4 separate regions of the Homo sapiens genome follow, and regions 1, 2 and 4 are each linked to region 3. Evidence: chromatin loops called from intact Hi-C (ENCODE). Cell type or tissue: PC-3. All regions are shown on one strand.

Region 1 (2,500 bases), 100 kb after region 3:
GTCTTCCTGCTGTATATCCTTTCAGCTTCTCTCATATTTCACCTTCCCTTTCCTCTTCCAGCTTGACCCTCCGTGGGGCCATCTGTGTGACTCCTTGGAATCTCCTGTGATAAGATGTGGGTTCTCTGTCAACAGCCTTTGGACCTGGTCTAGAACTTCTAAGCCAGGAGCTGCCCCCACAGTGAGAGGTGGACAGTCCAGCCAGATTCTTTTCACCCCTATCAGGTCAGACAGTTTCAAATCTTGCTGTAACACCAAATTCACCCATGGGAACCTATAAAACAAAGGGAAATGAGGAAGGTAACTTTTATTATAAGACTGTTTGGAGTCTGCAGAAATAGAATGAAGACTACAGTGGAACAGAGATCTCACAGTAACTGAGCAGGCTTTCCTGACTCTGTCCTAACAACTGGCCACTATTTTGAGGTGAAAAATGGTCTCGAGCAGAGAGATGTCTCAGATGACTATGTATATAGTTGATTCCCATTATTTGAGAAATTGGTATTTGTAAGTTTTCCTACTTGCTAAAATTTATTCATAACCCCAAGATCAACACTATTAGTGCTTTCATGGCCATTCAAGGACATGTGCAGAGCAGGAAGAATTTGAGTCATCTGAAGCACATGTTCCCAGCTGAGGTCAAGCAAGGCAATGCTCTGTCTTCTTGTTTATCTTTTATATTGTAAACAAGAGTCCTTTTCTCAGTCTATTGAGTGCCATTTTTTCACATTTGTGCTTACTTGTCGGTGATTTCAGTGTTTAAAATTGTCCCCAAGTGTAGTGCAGAAGTGTTGTCTATTGTTCCTCAGTGGAAGAAGACTGTAATGTGCCTTACAGAGAAAATACATGTGTTAAATAAATTTCATTCAGGCATGAGTCATGGTGCTGGTGGCTGAGTTCAATGTTAATGAGTCAACACTATATATTAAATAAGATGTATTTAAACAGAGACACATGAAACAAGGTTCACAAAAGTGTGACTAGAGGCTTGCAGGAACCTAACACTGTACTTCCCCTAGGAGCAATGGTTTAGTATTTGCTTATTCAGCATTTGTGGTGACTTTATAGAAAACAACAAGAATGAATAATGAGAACTGAGTTGTTTTTTTTGTTTTGTTTTTTAAAAGCAGTCATTTGTAAATCTATTCATATCACATTAAGCACAGTCTGGAAAGAAAATGGTGGTATTTATACAATCTCTAATGAATACAATAAACAAATGTAATTCTTCATAAGACAAAATAATTGTTTACAACTAATTAAAGCCTACTTACCTTCATCGAGATTTAATTTCTCTGTTTGCAAACAATATTAAATTTCAAGGCAAAGAAACAAAGGAAGGCCACCTCTTAATCCACCCCTGCATTTGTGGAGAACAAGGCTATTCCATTTACCATAGAGCTTTGTGAAACATTCATAATTCATAGAAGGGGCCATCTGAAAGCATTTCCCAGAATTGTCACAAAATTCTGCCAGCTCCTGCAGTGATGAAAACGTACAGTCTTGTGAATATGATTAAGGTGCATTGGAATCTAAGGAAACCATCCAATAGCCACTTTGCTCTCTTCACGCTCTTGGAATGTAGTCTCTGGAAGAAAGTCAGTTCTGACAGATGATTTCATGGTGTTTTACTCAGTGTGGGATGTACTTTAGAAGCAGTATATCAAAACCTTGACCTTTATTTCATTTTTTTCTTTATTGTTGATTTAGAAGATTAAAGGCATTCCAAAATCTTTTTCTAAATGTCTTCTCATATATGCAACAAAAAGGATTCAGAAAGGATTTGACACACAATGTAGAAGCATAAATCAGCCAAGGGGAGGATATTTGCAAATTGCTCTCCCCGTTATAATTTCATCTCATTAGGGAAGAAGGGACAGGTGGGTGTGCTAGCAGTTACAGATCAGGAATTGCATTTTCTTTCTAGATTGGTGAGGGATCGTATGGTATGAAACCCCCTTCTGAGAAAGCTATGCAGGTTTTTTATTACACATAAAAATCCTCCTCTGGTGGATTTTTGCAGTTTACAGAAAATGTGTAAACCGAAATTAGAAACTGCTTAGCTTTTACATTTTACTGACTTCTTGGGTTTAGTGTAAAAAAAGAAAGTGAAGGGATTCATGGTACAATTTTTATTTCCTTGATGGATTAAGATGAACATACGGTCTAAAGTAAATTTGTAAAATATATGTATTTAGTCACTGATGTCTAGAATATTTGATAGACCAAGGATGAAGGCATGTGGTCTAGGAGCTGTAAGACCTAATGAGTAATATTTGTGGTCACATTTGTATAACTCTATTGCTAACAAAGCCTGCTTTCTAAATACAGATGTCTTATGTTCAACTCTGAGGTTTTCTGACAATGAACAGGGTAAGTATAATAATCTCAGAATATGCAAGAATATGACAATGAGTATGTGCAGTCATTTAATATTATCGTTTCATCATTTTAATAGCCCTGTGGAGATATCAGTAAACAAGTATTTATTCAGTGCCGC
Region 2 (2,500 bases), 84 kb after region 3:
ATACAATGCATTATGATTTAATAGAATGCTTCACACACTGTACTAGGCCAAACCCTGTACTAGGTAGGCATCAGGAGTAAGAAAAAGAAAGAAAGAAAAAAAATGTGCACAATCTTGTTTAAAAGACAAGAATGACATAGTTGAAATATTTGTAAGTTAAAATGAACATTGTGTGTGTGTGTGTGTGTGTGTATATATAAATATATACACTTGAGATGCTACATTATAAGTGTAGCTGGAATATAGATAAGGGAGATGTTAGTGCTAGCTGGAAGGGTAGAATAAAAGCATCAGGAAAGAAGTGAAGATAGACAGTAGATAGAAAAAAAGGAAAATGTAGAATTGCACAGAAAATGAAAAATCAATTAAATAAGTCTTAATGTAGAATGAATAGATGAGTAAAGGAAAGGAAAAAAATAAAACTGAGTTGACAAAGAAAGAACAAATTTTTAATCTTGGGGAAACAATGACAGATAATTAATTATTCTAATGCAGAGTTTATTTAGAATTCATTGTGCTTTTAACTTATGCTTGAGCTTTGTAAACAAAAAAATTGAAAGTACTAACCATCATTTATATTTTCCCTTGAAACTAATACACAACTGAAAAAAAAGGAGTAAGGTTAAAGCGGGTTTCAAGGTACTTTTGAAGTTTCCACTATTGTGGCAGAGAAATATGTTCACCAAATATTGAGCAACAATTTAACAATTTTGTCACTTGTGCTCAGGGTGATGTTCACATGAGGAAAATATTTTAAAATATTAAAATTGTGTTATTCCTATAGATACACACATAAATATTTTGACTTTAAAAATACATGGCCAATAAATTATGAATATAACATACTGTAAGCGAACAAAAATTCATGGACAAAAATTTCATGATAATGACAATATAAATTTTACATGTCTGAGTTGTCTATTGCTATCTAACAAATTACCCCCAAACTCAGCAGCTGAAAAAAATATTTATTATCTCACAGTGTTTTGTGGATCAGGAATGTGGGAGAGACTTAGAAGGTTCTGATTCAGGGTCTTTCCTGTTATAGTCAGCTGTCGTGAAAATCTCAGCAGAGACTGCAGTCATCTGAAGGCCTGACTGAGGCTGGAAGATCTACTTCCAAGATGGCGTATTCTCACATGGCTGTTGGCAGGAGGCCTTAGCTCCTTTCTGGATGTTAAGTTTTACTCACCACGTGACCTCTCCATAGATTCTCATGATAAAGTAGCTGGCTTCTCTCAGAGAGACACATCCAAGGAAAAAGAAGACAGAAAGGATGCTATCCTTTATAACCTAATCTCAGACATTGTACGTCATCATTTCTGACACATACTATTTGTAGGAAGTGAGTCACTAAGTCTAGCCCACACTCAAGGGATGGGGGAATTAAGATCTACCTCTTAAAGGGAGAAGTAACAAAGAATTTATTGTTGGTATATTTTAAAACCACCACCCACACTATCTTAAATATATATCTCTTTGTATGAATTTACTCAAGAAATAAGTGACAAGCTTCTAATTTCCACATGCATTAAACATTCATGGGGGTAGTAGAATAAATGCATTTCTACATTCGTATGATTCAGACAGACCTTAGTCTTTCACATCCTGTAGACAACAAATTACAACTGAGTTTCACCATATATTGAGTTAGGTGACTTAAATGTTTAAATAAACTCTGAACTTAGACTTATGATTAATCATGTTATTTATATTTGTGAGTTTTGCTCTTGTAATTTAGAGAATAAGAAAGAATAATTTAAATATCTGGTTGCAGACATTGAATAGAGCCAGTCATTATTATTGAGGATTTTATTAAATGCAAATTGACTTCACCATTGAACCGGTAACCTTTTAATAGATAAACAAAAGCACAGCTGCTTATTTTATGCTTTAATAATAATAATGGCATTTTGTGAATATTTGAATTGCTTTTAACCTTTAAGTGTAAAAATCAGTCCCTAACAGGTATGTAAACTAGTAGAATACTATCCCCAACTTGGGTGATGTGTTGGCTAATTGTCAACTCGACTAAGCCACAAGATGTCCAGATACTTGGTTAACTGTAATTTGAGTGTGCCTGTGAGGCTGATTCTGGATGATATTTACATTAAAATTGATAGACTGAGTAAAGCAGATTGCCCTGCCTGATGTGGGTGGGGCCTCATCTAATCAGTTGAAGTTCTGAATAAAATAAAAAGGCTGACCCTCCCTCAAGAAAGAGAATTCCTTCTTCCTGACTACTTTTGAACTGGGATGTTACATTTCTTCCTTGCCTTTAGACTTGAACTGAACATAGGCTCTTCCTGGGACATGAGCCTCCTGGCCTTTGAATTGGAAACCACTGTCAGGTCTCCTGGGTCTCCAGCTTGCTGATTCTTTCACACTGTAGATCTTGGGAATTCTCAGACTCCATGATAGTAATTCCTTATGACAAACCAATGTCTTTCTCTCTCCCACCCTTGAATTGCTTCTGTTTCTCTGGAGAACCCAGAATAAC
Region 3 (2,500 bases):
CTAAAAACTATGAAAGTAAAGAGAAAATCCTTTTTCCTGTCCTACACCTTAAATAGGGAACATATGACTAAAAATATTCAGTCAAAAAGAATTTTTCTGAATTGATGCTGAGTTTCTGTCAAGAAAATTTGTGGATACCATACAAGGGAAAAAATGGGAACATAAAATTCTCACTTTCTGGTGCATAAAGCAGTGGGTTCATTTGTTAATATGGCTTTTAGTTTCATTATCAAAATTTGAACTTTTATGGTACATTAGCTGAGCTATTTCTAACATTCTTCTGAAAATGAGAAGATTCATGTCAAAAATTGGCTGTGACATATTTCTAATAAACAAATGGATAAGTGACTATCAGCTGCCTCTGCAATTCCTACTGACTTGAAAACTGCTTACTTTGAACCATTCAGGATAATTCTAGAAAGTTATAATGATTTTCTGGGAACATGCAAATAATGAAAGTCTGAGAAGTGATTACATTACCATAGTTTTACTCTGGAACTTGGCATAATGAAACTGAAACTTTTGTCAACAGTTAAAAATATTTGAGATTCGCTGAAGCAATCTAGTGCTAATGTCTGGAGTTGACTTTATAATTGAGACAATATGAGCCCTACTGAATGCAGTTATTGTGATAGAAAGCTAATCTAAAGAAAGTAGGAACACAATAGACTGCACACATTCTCAACCAGTTTCAATTTGGTATTTCAGTTTTAACAGTAAAGGTATCAGACTGCTGAATATTTTATTGTTGTGTAACCACCAAGGATACTGTGTAGACAGGTAAGATATTTTAATTTTCCCTCCTCTGGTGAATACAAGACCCATCAATGTCAGGAGTGGCACAGTGCAGCTATAAAGTAATATTTTCTTTTGCATTCCAACAGCAGAAAACATCTCTGGCTGCCAACAGTATCTGTATTTAAATTCTTCAGAATCACAGTTTCTTGTTCTTGCAAAGGACACACATTAGGGCCTGAATGGCCTTTGAAACTCATCTTATTTGTATTTGAGTGAGGGCTAAATTATATATCTTTTCCACACTAGGAAGAAAGAAAGTGGATTAAAGAAGAAAGATAGCTGTTTGAAATGCACAATGCCTTTACTAGGAACTAAAGGAATTGCATTCAATGGAAGCTGAATTTCAGACTAGTAAATGTGTTGGTAATCCTCTCTTTGTTTACTGAAAATGAATCACTTCTCAGTTTCTGAAAGGAAACAAAGAAATGTGCCCTGTGTTTGCAAAGGCTATAAATCCTCTAGTTGAGGCCATTTCAAGCTCACTGAGACTGCTGGTAAGGTTGAGTCATGCTTTCAAGAATGCATGGTGCAGTTTCAAAAAGAAAAAACAAAATGTGTTCCGAGTCAGCAGCGTTGCTGAGCAAACTGATGGTGAGTTTTCTGGAGAATCAGCCTTCAGCTCTGTGCCCACAGTCAGGTCACCCATTTATTCCTCAGAGTCAAATGGCAAATGTGTTCGTGCTGGTAAAGGTCAGTCAACACATTCAACTCTTACCCTTGGAGAGAAAGCTGGAAACCATCTTGGACACTTCTCATTGGCTTAGGAATGTCAGCTGAACTTGGAAACCTGCCCAGACTGTATTTTGCCATGACTGGCAGAGATAGGGTCTCCCACCAACTTCTCAGAACCACACTTGCAAAGATTAACTCTTTTGCACAGGAAACACCAACTTTCTATCTGGCCACATTGCTGCCTGAGACATGGCTTCTATTCTGAAGAGCTGCCAAGAGGGAGACTCTGTATGGCTGAATAGGAACAGCTCTGGTCTGCAGTTCCCAGTGAAATCAACACAGAAGGCCTGTGATTTCTGCATTTCCAACTGAGTGTAAACAAAGCTGCCAGGAAGTTCGAACTGGGCGGAGCCCACCGCAGCTCCACAAAGCCTCTGTAGCCACACTGCCTCTCTAGATTCCTCCTCTCTGGGCAGGGCATCTCTGAAAGAAAGGCAGCAGCCCCAGTCAGGGGCTTATAGATAAAACTCCCATCTCCCTGGGACAGAACACCTGGGGAAAGGGGCGGCTGTGGGCACAGCTTCAGCAGACTTAAACATTCCTGCCCATTGGCTCTAAAGAAAGCAGAGGATCTCTCAGCACAGCCCTTGAGCTCTGCTAAGGGACAGACTGCCTCCTCAAGTGGGTCCCTGACCCCCATGCCTCCTGACTGGGAGACATCTCCCAGCAGGGGTCGACAGACATCTCATACAGGAGAGCTCCAGCTGGCATCTTGTGGGTGCCCCTCTGGGGGACGAAGCTTCCAGAGGAAGGAACAGGCAGCAATCTTTGCTGTTTGGCAGCCTCTGCTAGTGATACCCAGGCAAACAGGGTCTGGAGTGGACCTCCAGCAAACTCCAGCAGACCTGTATCAGAGGGGCCTGTTAGAAGGAAAATTAACAAATAGAAAGGAATAGCATAAACATAAAGAAAAAGGACGTCCACACGGAAACCCCATCTGAAGGTCACTAACATGAAAAACCAAAGGTAG
Region 4 (2,500 bases), 660 kb after region 3:
TAATGATTATGGACGTCTGAATGATGAACATGGATTCTAGTATTGCCTTAGAAAAAAAACCTAAGCTAATACTATTTGCCTTTCAGAAATTTGTTACAATTAGGACATGATTCTGATTTAAATTGTGCTTCAGGTACCATGTTATATGTATACTTCTGCTTATAGGAAATTTGAAATTTTAGCAGTCAAATAAAACATAAATGCTAAACATTTAAACATTAAAGAGCAAGACAGCCACCTTCACCACTTCCAAAAAATATATTTGCAGAGTATTTGCTGATATAGGCAATGCGTACTTAACTGACTAATGTGATTTTGTGTAGTCTACCACCCAGAGATGATTAATTAGGCTACTCAGTGAGGGTCATGCAAACAAGTTTTAACGTTACAGGCTCTCAGGAGTGTGAAGCAGTGTCCTGTTTACATTTCCTGGATGGTTAAATGAAGAGCGGTGTGAAACACTGAAATGAAATACGATGAAACATTTCAAGTTGTGTACCTCTCAAAATGTTAAGAGGGGCTATTATCCCTCAAAGCCTGCAGATTCAATCAATTTCAAATTGTTAAAAGCAGCTGGAAGGAGACGTCTGTCAATGGAGGAGGTGTCTTGTCTGTTGGAGAGACTCACAGACTCTTGGTCTCATTATTTTCAGAACGAAAAGGGAACCACAGCTGTCTGTTCTGATACATCTGATTAAACTGCTACACCAAGGGTCAGAAAGAGATGGAGGAACTCTAAGTTGAGCTTTGGAAGCAATAGTTTCAGGGCATCTATTGACTTTCCAAACTTCTTATTGGGCGGGAAGTATCACAATAATAGGACTTGCCATCAGACATCTGGCATGATCATTGTTGGAACCACATCATTGAAACTGCCTGTCTAAGGATATTTTACTCTTGTTCTCCTCTCTTGCAACTCTCACCCCAATGAATAATATCCAAGAAGAATAAAATGAATTCATTATGGTTTCAAATTGCCCAAGGCAGAAATGTTGCCTTTACATTTCAGAAGAGGAGATAGCACTGGTACCAAATGTATAGAAAGGGTGGAGTTTATCTATTACCAAATCAAATTTAAGTTGCCAAAGGTCTCTTGCCTATCATCTTACTTTTTTTTAGAAAAGTGTCTTAACTATAGCTCTTGTGTCTCTCTGCTGTCACTCAATTCATTCTGTAGAATATAGAGTTCCATATTTTTATTATGATTGGAGTTAAACCACAGACCCTCACAAATTTGTAGTTGGTGGTAGTTCAGTACACCTAAATTAAAAAAATAAAAATAAAAAAATCCACAGTGTATTTTATAGAGCTGCAATGCCCCCTTCTGTCTGCAGTGCCTGGGGTGGAAAAACTCACTTGGGTTTATGAGTTGATTGTGGCAAGTGAAAACAATGTTTATACTTTTCTTATAATGGTTCAACTACACACATGAGAGGGCTGTAAACCAGCAGTGACAGTGATCATTCAAATTCTATCCCTTCTATTCCATTTCCTCATTTGGCCTCCTATAATCTATAGGAAATTAATATAACACTGATGATTGCTGCCATTGGCCAGAAAACCCAATTATCTGTGTGGCTGTGAAGGTGGATTAGTAATGTCCTTTTTACTGTGATATGTAGGTAACCTAAGATGTACATTTAAAGAGCAACAAGTGTGTTTCAGCCACTAGAATCTTGATGGGAATGATTAGTTAGACTTACATGTCTATTTGTCTATCTGCATAAACTTCATTGATTCCCTATAAGACCATGCTATAATTTATAAAACATGTACAGTACAGATTATGTCTTAACTCCTAATAACTTCTCAAAAAGGAATTGATGATACCCTTAGCCAGAACTAATCAGAGAAAAAAATATCTTTGATTTGGTCTGCACTCTCTTTTTTCACCATCGGTTTGGCATGTTTTACTCTGCTTCTCTTACACCCCTTATCAATTATGCCCCACGTGGTTGGCATGCAGTAGTTGTTTCCCTGGGCAAGGCTTTTAATAAATATTACAGAAGATTCTCTGGACTTCTCACTGCATTTGTTCAAAGTCAGATTTTCCATGGAGTCTTCATCAACCATATTTTCAAAGAAGGTTTACGTGTTTCTAATATATTCTGAAAACTAGCTCAAGTTCTTATTGCACAAATGGAGTATGAAAAATCATCTCTTAAGTGTTGCAGGTGTGTGTGTATGTGTGTGTGTGTTTGTGTTGTAAGTGGTATGTCTGTGTGTGAATGGGAATTGAATTTGAATGATGGAGACAGTACAACTGCTGGCTTTGCGTTAGGAGAGGAGAAGCATAATCTAAAATAGTTCTTTCCCATTACATACAAATAATGAATCCTGAGGCTTTCTATGTACCAATATTAATTTCTTGAATTTCAGATTTCTGTGCGCCCTAATTGTGTTGATGACAATAATTATTAGATTGAACCACTTTTGACGTACAAAATGAACTAAAAGATTCATTTATACATTCTTTTAAAATGCAGTTAGGTTTAGAGTC

The links. Hi-C counts contacts between places; a loop is a spot of excess contacts. Peaks named below come from ENCODE experiments on the same cell type or tissue, not always from the same donor. Only the 100,000 strongest peaks of a DNase experiment are listed, where the experiment ranks them.
Region 1: it touches region 3 in a loop (5-fold over the local background); 7 of 110 quality-filtered maps call a loop at or near these places.
Region 2: it touches region 3 in a loop (3-fold over the local background); 2 of 110 quality-filtered maps call a loop at or near these places.
Region 4: it touches region 3 in a loop (4-fold over the local background); 4 of 110 quality-filtered maps call a loop at or near these places.

What each region holds. Positions count from the first base shown.
Region 1 is chr12:58,528,562-58,531,061 of GRCh38, forward strand. No RefSeq gene overlaps it. Among named protein-coding and RNA genes, the nearest start is that of LINC02388, 250 kb to the right of the region's middle. In PC-3, no CTCF peak of the experiment used is centred here; DNase peaks (open chromatin) are centred at 900, 1,560 and 2,290; H3K4me3 peaks cover 907 bases; H3K27ac peaks cover 2,500 bases.
Region 2 is chr12:58,508,072-58,510,571 of GRCh38, forward strand. No RefSeq gene overlaps it. Among named protein-coding and RNA genes, the nearest start is that of LINC02388, 270 kb to the right of the region's middle. In PC-3, no CTCF peak of the experiment used is centred here; a DNase peak (open chromatin) is centred at 1,290; H3K27ac peaks cover 2,500 bases.
Region 3 is chr12:58,424,388-58,426,887 of GRCh38, forward strand. No RefSeq gene overlaps it. Among named protein-coding and RNA genes, the nearest start is that of LINC02403, 340 kb to the left of the region's middle. RefSeq lists enhancers at 695-1,642, 1,647-1,726, 1,907-2,026. In PC-3, no CTCF peak of the experiment used is centred here; DNase peaks (open chromatin) are centred at 1,254 and 1,824; H3K4me3 peaks cover 1,718 bases; H3K27ac peaks cover 2,500 bases.
Region 4 is chr12:59,085,951-59,088,450 of GRCh38, forward strand. All of the region lies in intron 3 of LRIG3-DT (LRIG3 divergent transcript), which reads left to right. Among named protein-coding and RNA genes, the nearest start is that of LRIG3-DT, 170 kb to the left of the region's middle. In PC-3, a CTCF peak has its summit at 1,337 (motif pointing left); no DNase peak of the experiment used is centred here.